Linked DNA regions of Homo sapiens: region 2 is linked to region 1. Evidence: chromatin loops called from intact Hi-C (ENCODE). Cell type or tissue: IMR-90. All regions are shown on one strand. Each heading gives the region's core, and the rest is flanking DNA. Links, peaks and the distances in the headings are about the cores only.

Evidence for each region. A loop is a pair of places that touch in the nucleus more often than their neighbours do. Peaks named below come from ENCODE experiments on the same cell type or tissue, not always from the same donor. Only the 100,000 strongest peaks of a DNase experiment are listed, where the experiment ranks them.
Region 2: it touches region 1 in a loop (5-fold over the local background); 17 of 110 quality-filtered maps call a loop at or near these places.

The regions. Positions count from the first base shown.
Region 1 is chr1:244,955,928-244,961,308 of GRCh38, forward strand. No RefSeq gene overlaps it. Among named protein-coding and RNA genes, the nearest start is that of DRC8, 11 kb to the right of the region's middle. In IMR-90, for the core only: no CTCF peak of the experiment used is centred there; no DNase peak of the experiment used is centred there.
Region 2 is chr1:244,900,732-244,906,112 of GRCh38, forward strand. The region is part of intron 1 of LOC124904588 (UPF0764 protein C16orf89-like); the gene reads right to left. Among named protein-coding and RNA genes, the nearest start is that of HNRNPU, 39 kb to the left of the region's middle. RefSeq lists a silencer at 5,262-5,381. In IMR-90, for the core only: no CTCF peak of the experiment used is centred there; no DNase peak of the experiment used is centred there; H3K27ac peaks cover 219 bases.

The DNA of each region.
Region 1 (5,381 bases), core at 255-5,254:
ACTGCCCAAACTTAAATAGGAGATTAGTAAAGGAATCTTTGAATACAGGACATTGCATCAAATAGCAGGTATCGCAATGACAGCTTTGCACACCGCAGAAATAATTGTTTACGTGTAGTGCCTGCTGTCCACTCTCTAAAAGAGCTGAGGGGGTAGGGCACTATATTGTAACTCATGTAGAGGAACTGAGACATATGCTCCAAATTCTTTGCCTTCTGACTTCTTATGGTTAGGACACGGAAAAATCCAGAAAACTGAACATATGAAACTTGCAAATGACTGATATCTTAAGTGTATGTTCGGCAGAAGCGGATCATGCTTTATTCATAATTAAGTTATCTAAATTTTTGGCTCAACAAGTATTTGTTTCCGACATTGAACAAAGGTATATGGCTTATAAGGATGAATAAGACGCATTATTCTTTTTGCCCTTATATGGTCCACATGAGGATTAAAGAAACACCACATGCTGGTCAGGCGCGGTGGCTCACGCCTGTAATCTCAGCACTTTGAGAGGCCGAGATGGGCTGATCACCTGAGGTTGGGAGTTTGAGACCAGCCTGACCAACATGGAGAAACCCCATCTCTACTAATAATACAAAAATTATCCGGGTGTGGTGGCGCATGCCTGTAATCCCAGCTACTGGGGAGGCTGAAGCAGGAGAATCGCTTGAATCTGGGAGGTGGAAGTTGCAGTGAGTCAAGATCATGCCATTGCACTCCAGCCTGGGCAACCAGAGTGAAACTCTGTCTCTGAAAAAAGAACAAAAAACAAAAACAAACAAACAAACAAAACATGCTTTAGATACTTGAGGTAAGGGAAGGAAATCTCAAATGGAAATAAGAGTCAAATTTCTAAGCTGGGCACGGTGGAGCACACCTGTAATCCCAGCACTTTGGGAGGCTAAGGCAGGAGGATCGCTTGAGCCCAGGAGTTCGAGACCAGCCAGGGCAACAGAGTGAAACTCCTGTCTCAATAAAATAAATAAATAAATAATGAAAAAATGTAAAAAGAAATTTCTGCTGTCCTCCCAGATGCAAGGCCAGTTGGTGCTGCAGGGAATAAGGTTGCCTAAAGATAGAATCATGACAGCATTTTACTTAGGAAAGAGCTATGGATGAACTTGAATACTTGGATAAGTTCATGGTTAATATGTCAGATTACATATGCCACATAATATAAGGAAATTGTTATACCATGAAAAAAGTTAAGACCGGTTAATTCAGCCCTTCTCTTTATTTGCAAATTGGCCCTGTAAACTTTGTCTAGTTTCAGGAACTGTTGGAGGGATTTTGGAATCAGATTTAATCGCTCCTGGTCTGTGCTACTTAACTTGCAAGCATTTCTCTGATATAGTATTAGGTTGGTGCAAAATTAATTGCGGTTTTTGCCATTACTTTTAATGGCAAAACAGCAATTACTTTTGCACCAACCGAATACTTTTCTTATTGTGCTTTCTTTCACCTGTAGAGTCCAAGGTACTTGTTCATTAATTGAGCCAAATTATTTAGGTTTAAAAAAAGAGTTCTGGGACACAGCTCTCTTCGACGTGGAGATGGATGTCTTGGATGGATGAATATATTAATTAATCCAGTATTTCCTGAATTTTTTCAGTTATACATTATGATATGGTTTGGATTTCTGTCCCCGCCCAAATCTCATGTCGAATTGTAATCCCCCATGTTGGAGGAGGGTCCTGGTGGGAGGTGATGGGATCATGGAGGTGGATTTCCCCCTTGCTGTTCTCGTGATAGTGAGTGAGTTCTCTCGTGATCTGGTTGTTTAAAGGTGTGTAGTCCCTCCCCCTGCTCCCTCTTCCCCTTTCTCCAGCCTCATCACAGGTGCTGCTTCCCCTTCACCCTCTGCCGTGATTGTAAATTTCCTGAGGCCTCCCCAGCCATGCTTCCTGTACAGCCTGTTGGACTGTGAGTCAGTTAAACCTCTTTTCTTTATACATTATCCAGTCTTGGGTAGTTCTTTACAGCAATTCGAGAATGAACTAATACACTTTACTTCTTTTTTCTCTCTCTCTGTCTCCTCCCAGGCTGGAGTGCGGTGGCATGATCATAGCTTACTGCAGCCTCGAACTCCTGGACTCAAGCCACCCTACTGCCTTTGGCCTCCCAAAGCGCTGAGATTACATGTGTAAGCCACTGTACCTAGCCACCCTTCACTTCTGATTTTTGTCAGGTCCATGTTACTTGTACTATTAGATACCAACATTTTCTTTAATTTGACATAAATTGTCCAATTTTTAAAACATAGTCTCATCGTAAGCAATGATATCTGTGAAATCTGAGTTTGAGGCAGATGTTTAAATATACCTTAAAATAAAAACAACTATATAAATAAATTAAAATCATGAGCCACATAAAATAGCCTTCCACTCACTTTGGAAAACAAAGTATTAATCAATTAATAAAATTTTGAACTGGAAAGGTCTCTTTTAGATTTTCTAATCCAACTCAGAGTTCCACAGAGATTCAGCCAAAGTCACCAGCTGAGGGAAGAGTTGGGAGTAGAGCCTCAGTCTACGGTTTAGTGTGAAAAGTTTAGGGCTTTCTTTACCATGTTTGTTGCAAATTATGCCCCCAACTAGCTGAACAGCTATTTAAATATAAGCATTCCTATCAAATACAATGATTTTAGTTTGGGTATAAATGGTGCCAAAGTAATTCTTCTGTTGGTAGCTAATAGGTCTGACTGCTTAAGCTCACTAAAATACTTATTTTCTTATTTGCGGAAGCAATAGCTCTCTCTAATTATTTAAAAATTATCAAATAAACTGGATTCAGTGGTGTGTGCCTGTAGTCCCACCTACTCAGGAGGCTGAAGTGGGAGGATTGCCTGAGGCCTGAAGTCCAAGACCACACCCACACATACGTGCGTGCACGGGTGAGTGTTATAGAATAAAAAGAATGGGTTACACTAATTCATTTGTTTATTTTTTTTTGAGAGGGGGTTCTTGCTCTGTCACTCAGGCTGGAGTGCAATGGTGTGATCTCAGCTCACTGCAACCTCCATCTCCCAGGTTCAAGTGATTCTCTTGCTTCAGCCTCTGGAGTAGCTGGGATTACAAGTGCACACCACCACGCCCAGCTAATTTTTTGTGTTTTTAGTAGAGACGGGGTTTTGCCATGTTGGCCTGCCCGATCTCAAACTCCTGACCTCGTGATCCGCCCACCTCGGCCTCCCAAAGTGTTGGGATTACAGGCAAAAGCCACCGTGCCCAGCCTACACTAATTTAAAATGTTACTAATAGGGGAGACCGGTGGGGAGGCAGGCAGAAAGGAGGTATAGGGGAACTCTACATTTTGCTTAATTATTTTGTAAAGCTAAATCTGCTCTAAAGATAAAGTCTAATAGTAAAAGCAAAGATAGAATGATATTGAAGCATAGTCCTCTTTAAAAATAGGAATGTGTCTAGCTGAGATCACTCTCTTCTACTTTATCTTAGCAATAGTGTTTTGCTACGGACTATGATGAAGCATTAAGGGCCAGGAGCGGTCAAGGTTGGACAGTTTGGCCCATTTATGGTTTAGTACAGATATGGAGGGCATGTAGGTGTCTAGGCCCTGGATTGGAAGTGAAATTTGCCCTTAACATTATCAACACAGTGATCCTATTTCACATTTTTGATCCCCAAATTCTTTTTTTTTTTTTTTTTTTGAGACGGAGTCTCGCTCTGTCGCCCCGGCTGGAGTGCAGGGGCGCGATCTCGGCTCACTGCAAGCTCCGCCACCCGGGTTCACGCCATTCTCCTGCCTCAGCCTCCCGAGTAGCTGGGACTACAGGCGCCCGCCACCACGCCTGGCTAATTTTTTGTATTTTTAGTAGAGACGGAGTTTCACCGTGTTGGCCAGGATGGTCTCGATCTCCTGACCTCATGATCCGCCCGCCTCGGCCTCCCAAAGTGCTGGGATGACAGGCGTGAGCCACCGCGCCCGGCTGATCCCCAAATTCTATTAGTGTTATTACTAGGTGATACTTACGGAAAATAGACAATGATTATCCTAAGATTTCAAAGCATAAGTATTAAGTGGTAAAAATGTCATACCCGTTTTAAAGAAAGGGGGGCGTAGAGGCCTAACATTCCTAAATGACACTGGGGCAAAAATAGAAATAAAATCCAGGTGTCTAGGGCCTGGCTTTCCCATCGTTGCCGTTCATTGTTAAAGTGATCATTAAACAATAACAATACAAAGAAAGACAGGGTCATAGTCTTATGAGCACTCATATTTTAAAGAGAAAGGCGTTAAAAAGAAGCTATACAGGAGCCTCAATTCTGCATAGGCATGGTTTTTTAAGATGATTTAGGGAAGGTTTTGTGTTTGTTGCCATTAGTTTTAAAAGTATTAAATTCTTGGTTATATCCTTTTTTTAAAAAATTGTATTTGCCCTAATCATATAACATGAAAAACGTACGATCAAGGCAAAAAAATAAAGTGCTAGGTTTAGTTATTTGGTTTCAAATAAGCCACAACTAGTATGAAATTTCTAGTTAATATTCTACTTAAAGGTCTACAAATTCAAAGGCCTTGAGACCCACTTAAGGCACCGAAATAAAATAACTTAGTGAATAAACTTAGCCAAATTACTTAAATCCCTAATCCCTTGCTTTTTACAAATAGGAATACCTCACCACTTGTCTCCTGGGAAAGATACTATTAGTCTATTCTGATGACACTTCTATGGCATTTTGGATTGCCAGTTGATAATTTTCAAAAAAGGTAGATACAAACCATTGCTGGGTATGCTGTGGCCATGATGAGGGCATAGTATACATGCTGTATACTATTTGAAGGAGAATGTAGTTTTGGTGGGTGAGTGTCTCAAGTTTGTGGGTCATTGTTACCAGCTGTAAAAGGACCTCAGCAACTGCAGAGCAGTTATCAGGTTTGTGTACTCCCTGTTGGACCTAGAAGACAGTCCTGCACCTAGTAGGTGCTCCAGAAGCATTTTCTGAATGCCGAGTGAATCGTCCCCCTCCAAGACTGGAGAGGGAGGCTAAAATGAACAAGAGCCCCCCCAGGAGTTTGTGCCTGCCTTCCTTTTACTACTTGGTGAGGAAGGATTACGAATATGTAAGAAATGAGAGGCACTAGAGAATGAAGTAAACCCTTCAACAGTTACCCAGCTGTCCCTTGGCCTGACTTCCCCTAGCTCCATGCCCCAAATGCAACTCACTTTTCCCTTCCATCCAAGCCTTCCTAAAAATAACTTCCTTTTCTAACTTCTCACTCCTGTCACCACTATTCATTTCCAAGTCTCACACCTTCCCTTACCTCCTTGAAAATATAGCTGACCTGAAAAAAAAAGGCGGGGCGGGGGGTAAGGGTGGGGGAAGAGTGTAGAGAAAAACCCAGCCAAACTGTGAAGA
Region 2 (5,381 bases), core at 60-5,059, 55 kb before region 1:
ACAATCTCGGCTCACTGCAACCTCTGCCTCCCGGGTTCAAGTGATTCTCCTGCCTCAGTCTCCAGAGTAGCTGGGACTACAGGCGCGTGCCACCACGCCCAGCTAATTTTTTGTATTTTTTTTAGTAGAGACGGGGTTTCACCATGTTGGCCAGGATGGTCTCGATCTCCTGACCTCGTGATCCGTCCGCCTTGGGCTCCCAAAGTGCTGGGATTACAGGCGTGAGCCACTGCACCCAGTCCTAATTTTTTTTTTTTTAATTAAAAAGAAAGGGTTCTATGGTCACAGAAATTTGGGAAATGCTGCCTGCAATAAACCCCCATAGGGATTTACAATGAACAGTAACCTCTGGAAGGCCCTGAGCAGTTCTTCAAGAAAGGAAAAAGACAAAAACAGAAAAAATGACACCTGGATTTCCCACTTTCCTTCAAGCAAGGCCTGTTAACATCCTGCAGAACTAGTGTTCCAGGGACCATAAAATGGTAACTGCTGTTCTACCCAGCCTTGACAGTTGAAGCTCGTCTTTAGCAATGACACAACTTTCAGAATTTTGTAGTGAAAGATACGTTTTGTTATAAACATTAGTTGTGAATTTTTAAATCCTTTTTTCTCAAGTAACATCTCACAGCGGAAAATCCACCATGTTTCTGAAATGTTGTTTTGTTTTTCCAATTAACTTTTTTTTATATAGACTCAATTTGTTTAGCACTGTTTGGGCAAAACTGAGCAGAAAGCAATGTTCCCAGATGCCTCCTCCCCACCCCTCCCCCTCAGACTCCCCCATATCAACACATAGAGTGCCCCACAGTGGCACATTCTTACGAACAATCAACGAACCTGCACAGATAGTCATTATCACCCAAAGTCCGTAGTTCACATTGGGGTTCACTCTTGGTACTGTGCATTCTATGAGTCTTGACAAGTATATGATGACACGTATCCACCAGTGCAATAATATACAGAGTCGTTTCACTGCCCTAAAAATCCTCCGTGTTCTGCCTGTTCACCCCTCCCTCCCACTAACCCCTGGCAACTACCAAACTTTTTACTGTCATCATAGTTTTGCCTTTTCTAGAATGTCATATAATTGGAATCCTTATAATGTTTTTGTTTTTGTTAAATCTTATGGTATTTCTGTGTAAAAGGAAATTAAAGAGAGAGAGAGAGAAATAACACCCCTTCCATGGAAGATCACTGGCTCATTCTTTACTTTATAACAGGGTTTCTCAACCTTAGCACTATTGGTGTTTTGCACCAGATAATTCTTTGGTGTTGGGCAGGGAAGGGGGTGTTGTCATGTGTGGTTTATTTTTTTTTTTTTAGATGGAGTCTCGCTCTGTCTCCCAGGCTGGGGTGCAATGGAGAGATGTCGGCTCACTGCAACCTCCACCTCCCGGGTTCAAGTGATTCTCCGGCCTCAGTCTCTCGAGTAGCTGGGATTATAGGCACCCACCACCACGCCCGGCTAATTATTTGTATCTTTAGTAGAGATGGGGTTTCACCATGTTGGCCAGGCTGGTCTCGAAGTCCTGACTTCGTGATTCACCCGCCTCGGCCTCCCAAAGTGCTGGGATTACAGGTGTGAGCCACCGCGCCCGGCCTGTTTTGTGTATTTTATAGGATGTTCAGTGGCATCCCCAGCCTCTATCCACTATATAGGAAGGACCACCTTCCCAAGTTGTGACCATCAAAAACATCTCAGACATTACCAGATGTCCCCTGGAAGCGAAATCATTCGGACTGAGAACCACTGGTCTAAAGGAGACATTCAAACTTCATCAGAAAATCTCACAAATATTTTATATGTAGTCATTTACCTCTGGTAAGCATTTGGCCACCTAAAATGTTTGGTAAGGGTCGGGCACAGTGGCTCACGCCTGTAATCCCAGCACTTTGGGAGGCCGAGGTGGGCAGATCACCTGAGATCAGGAGTTCAAGACCAGCCTGGCCAATGTGGTGAAACCCCGTCTCTACTAAAAATACAAAAGTTAGCTGGGCATGGTAGCAGGTGCCTGTAATCCCAGCTATTCAGGAGGCTGAGGCAGGAGAATCGCTTGAACCCAGGAGGCAGAGGTTGCCGTGAGTGGAGATCGTGTCACTGCACTCCAGCCTGGGCAACAGAGGGAGACTCCATCTCAAAAAAAAAAAAAAAAAAAAAAAGCCTTGGTAAGGAGTAGGAAAATGAGGTATAGAGATCAAGGAGTTGCAGCCGAAATCTACAGGATGACCACGAATATGGACTTTTAATCTCACACAACAAACTGTATTATTCTTTAAGCAAAACAGCACATAAGCAAATCAGATAATAAAAGTTTTTTTTTTTTTTAAAGAGATTTTCTCCTTGAAACCTTGTTAAAGGAAAATACTTGAACCCTCGTTTTGGGGTTGTTTTCATGTCGTCTCTAGATCTGAAAAGAGTTTGATCCTGTTCAGATGTTCTTTAAATGTTCATAGAAGGTAAATTCTTGCTCTCTTTAAGAATTAAAAGCTAATACTTGACATAACTTTCTTAGACTATAAAATACATCTGATAAAAGTCTACTTTAAAAAAAGCATTTGCTGGGTGTAGTGGCTCATGCCTGTAATCCCAGGACTTTGGTAGGCCTAGGCATGGTGGCTCATGCCTGTAATCCCAGCTGCTTGGGAGGCTGAGGCAGGAGAATTGCTTGAACCCGGGAGGTGGAGATTGCGGTGAGCCAAGATCACACCATTGTACTCCAGCCTGGGCAACAAGAGTGAAACTCCGTCTCAAAAAAAAAAAAAAAAAAAAAAAAAAAAAAGCATTAGAGGCCGGCTGCGAGTTTCATGCCTGCAATCCCAGCACTCTGGGAGGCCAAGGTGGGCAGATCACTTGAGGCCAGGAGTTCAAGACCAGCCTGGCCAACATAGCAAAACCTCGTCTCTACTAAAAATACAAAAAATTCACTCGACATGGTTGTGTACGTCTGTAGTCCCAACTGCTCGAGAGACTGAGGCAGGAGAATCACTTGAACCCGGGAGGCAGAGGTTGCAGTGAGCCAAGATCATGCCACTGCACTACAGCCTGGGTGACAGAGCAAGACCGTCTCAAAAAAAAAAAAGGGTTAGAAATTTAGAGTGAGATACTTCTGCTCCAATAAACTGTGGCCCAAGCGTGTGAGACCACATACTAAAAACAGGCCAGGCCAGACACGGTGACTCATGCCTATAATCCCAGTGCTTTGAAAGGCTGAGGTGGGAGGATCGCTTGAGTTCAGGAGTTCGAGACTGACCTGAGTAACATGGGGAAACCCTGTCTCTAAAAAAAAAAAAAAAAAATTAAAAATTAGCCAGGTGTGGTGGTGCATGCCTGTAGTCCCAGCTAGTCCAGAGGCTGAGGCAGGAGGAAGGTTGCAATCAGGAGTTCGAGGCTGCAGTGAGCTATGATCATGCCAGCGTAGGCAACAGAGCAGGGATACCCCATCTCAAGAAAGGAAGGAAGGAAGGAAGAAAGGAAGGAGCAAACATCCCAAAAGGTAGTTTGAGAAGAGGGGGAACTCTTACAATGTCACTTACCAGAATAGACCAACAGCAATTTTTTAGTGACATGCTTTTGATTTTAGTCCCAAATCCCTAGTTTTTATTGAATGTGGCCAGCAAAGCCCTGCATGGTGTGATCCCTGCCCACCCAGACAGTCTCTCTCACGTGACTCCTCCCAGCCCCACCCCACTTCTCAGTCAGATTGGACTTCTTGCCACCGCAGGGTTTTTACCTCTGCTATTTCCACTGCCTGGCACCATTTCTTCCTCTCATCCTTATCCTGTCTCAGCCTATTCAGTCTTAGTCCATTCGGGGTGCTATAACAAAATAGCATAACTGGCCGCTTACAAACAACAGAAATGTATTATCTCAGAATGCTGAAAACAGAAAAGTCCAAGATGAAGGCGCTGGCAAATTCCGTGTCTGGTGAGTGCACACTTCCGGTTCGGAGACGGCACCTTCTCACTGTGTCCTCACGGTGGAGGGGACTGGGGGCTCGCAGGGACTCTTTTTTTTTTTTTTTTGAGACGGAATTTCGCTTTTTTTGTCCAGGCTGGAGTTCAACGGCGCGATCTCGGCGCGCTGCAACCTCCGCCTCCCCGGTTCAAGCGATTCTCCTGCCTCAGCCTCTCGAGTAGCTGGGACTACAGGCGCCCGCCACCACACGTGACTAATTTTTTTTTTTTTTTTTTGACAGAATTTCGCTCTGTCGCCCAGGCTGGAGTGACAGTGGCGCGATCTTGGCTCACTACAAGCTCCGCCTTCCGGGTCACGCCATTCTCCTGCCTCCGCCTCCCGAGTAGCTGCGACTACAGGCGCCCGCCACCGCGCCCATCTAATTTTTTGGTCTTTGTTTTAGTAGAGACGGGGTTTCACCGTGTTAGCCAGGATGGTCACGATCTCCTGACCTCGTGATCCGCCCGCCTCGGCCTCCCAAACGCCCGGCTACTTTTTGTATTTTTAGTAGAGAGTTTCGCCATGTTGGTCAGGATGGTCTCGAACTCCTGACCTCAGGTGATTCACCCACTTCGGCCTCCCAAAGTGCTGGGATTACAGGCGTAAGCCACCGCGCCCAGTTTCCTTTCAACTTTTCTCAAGGATCTTCCTTCAGACTGAGGGCTGTGTTTCTGGCCCTAGCCCTTGAAGTTTTGTTGTTGTTTTTTTCAATAATCAGTAGTTCTGAACATTTCATTTCCCAGTTTCTGTGTTCTTTCTGCCCAAAGCTAAATTCTAATATTTCAGTAAATATTTTCACTGGTTCTGGCAGCATAGTATTTTATCATGTGACAATGCCACTGTGGGTTTATAGAACCATTCGTTCCCTGTTGAGGGGCATTTATGTTGTTTCCAACTTTCTGATATTATGGTGAAATGCCACAGTGGGGATACTCGTAACCTAAATTTTCCCACATGTCTGATTATTTTCTCAGGATAAATTTCTAAAAAGAACTGCTAGGCTGGGCATGGTGGCTCACGCCTGTAGTCCCAGCACTTTGGGAGGCCGAGGCAGGTGGATCGCTTGAGCCCAGGAGTTCAGGACCAGCCTGGGCAACATGCAAAACCCCATCTTTACAAAAAATACAATAATTAGCCAGGCATGGTGGCATGTGACTACAGTCCTAGCTACTCGAGAGGCTGAGGTGGGAGAATTGCTTGCGCCCAGAAGGTGGAGGTTACAGTGAGTGGAGATCGCACTACTGTACTCCAGCCTGGGGGACAGAGTGAGACCCTGTCTTGAAAAAACAAAAAACAAAACAAACAAAAAAAACCTACTAAGTTAAAGGGTAAGAACATTTTTTAAGGCTAAAGGCATATTTTGTCCGTTTTGTCCCATTACATTAGGCTTGCTTTTGACACTTAACTCAGTGGTCACGAGAGTTTT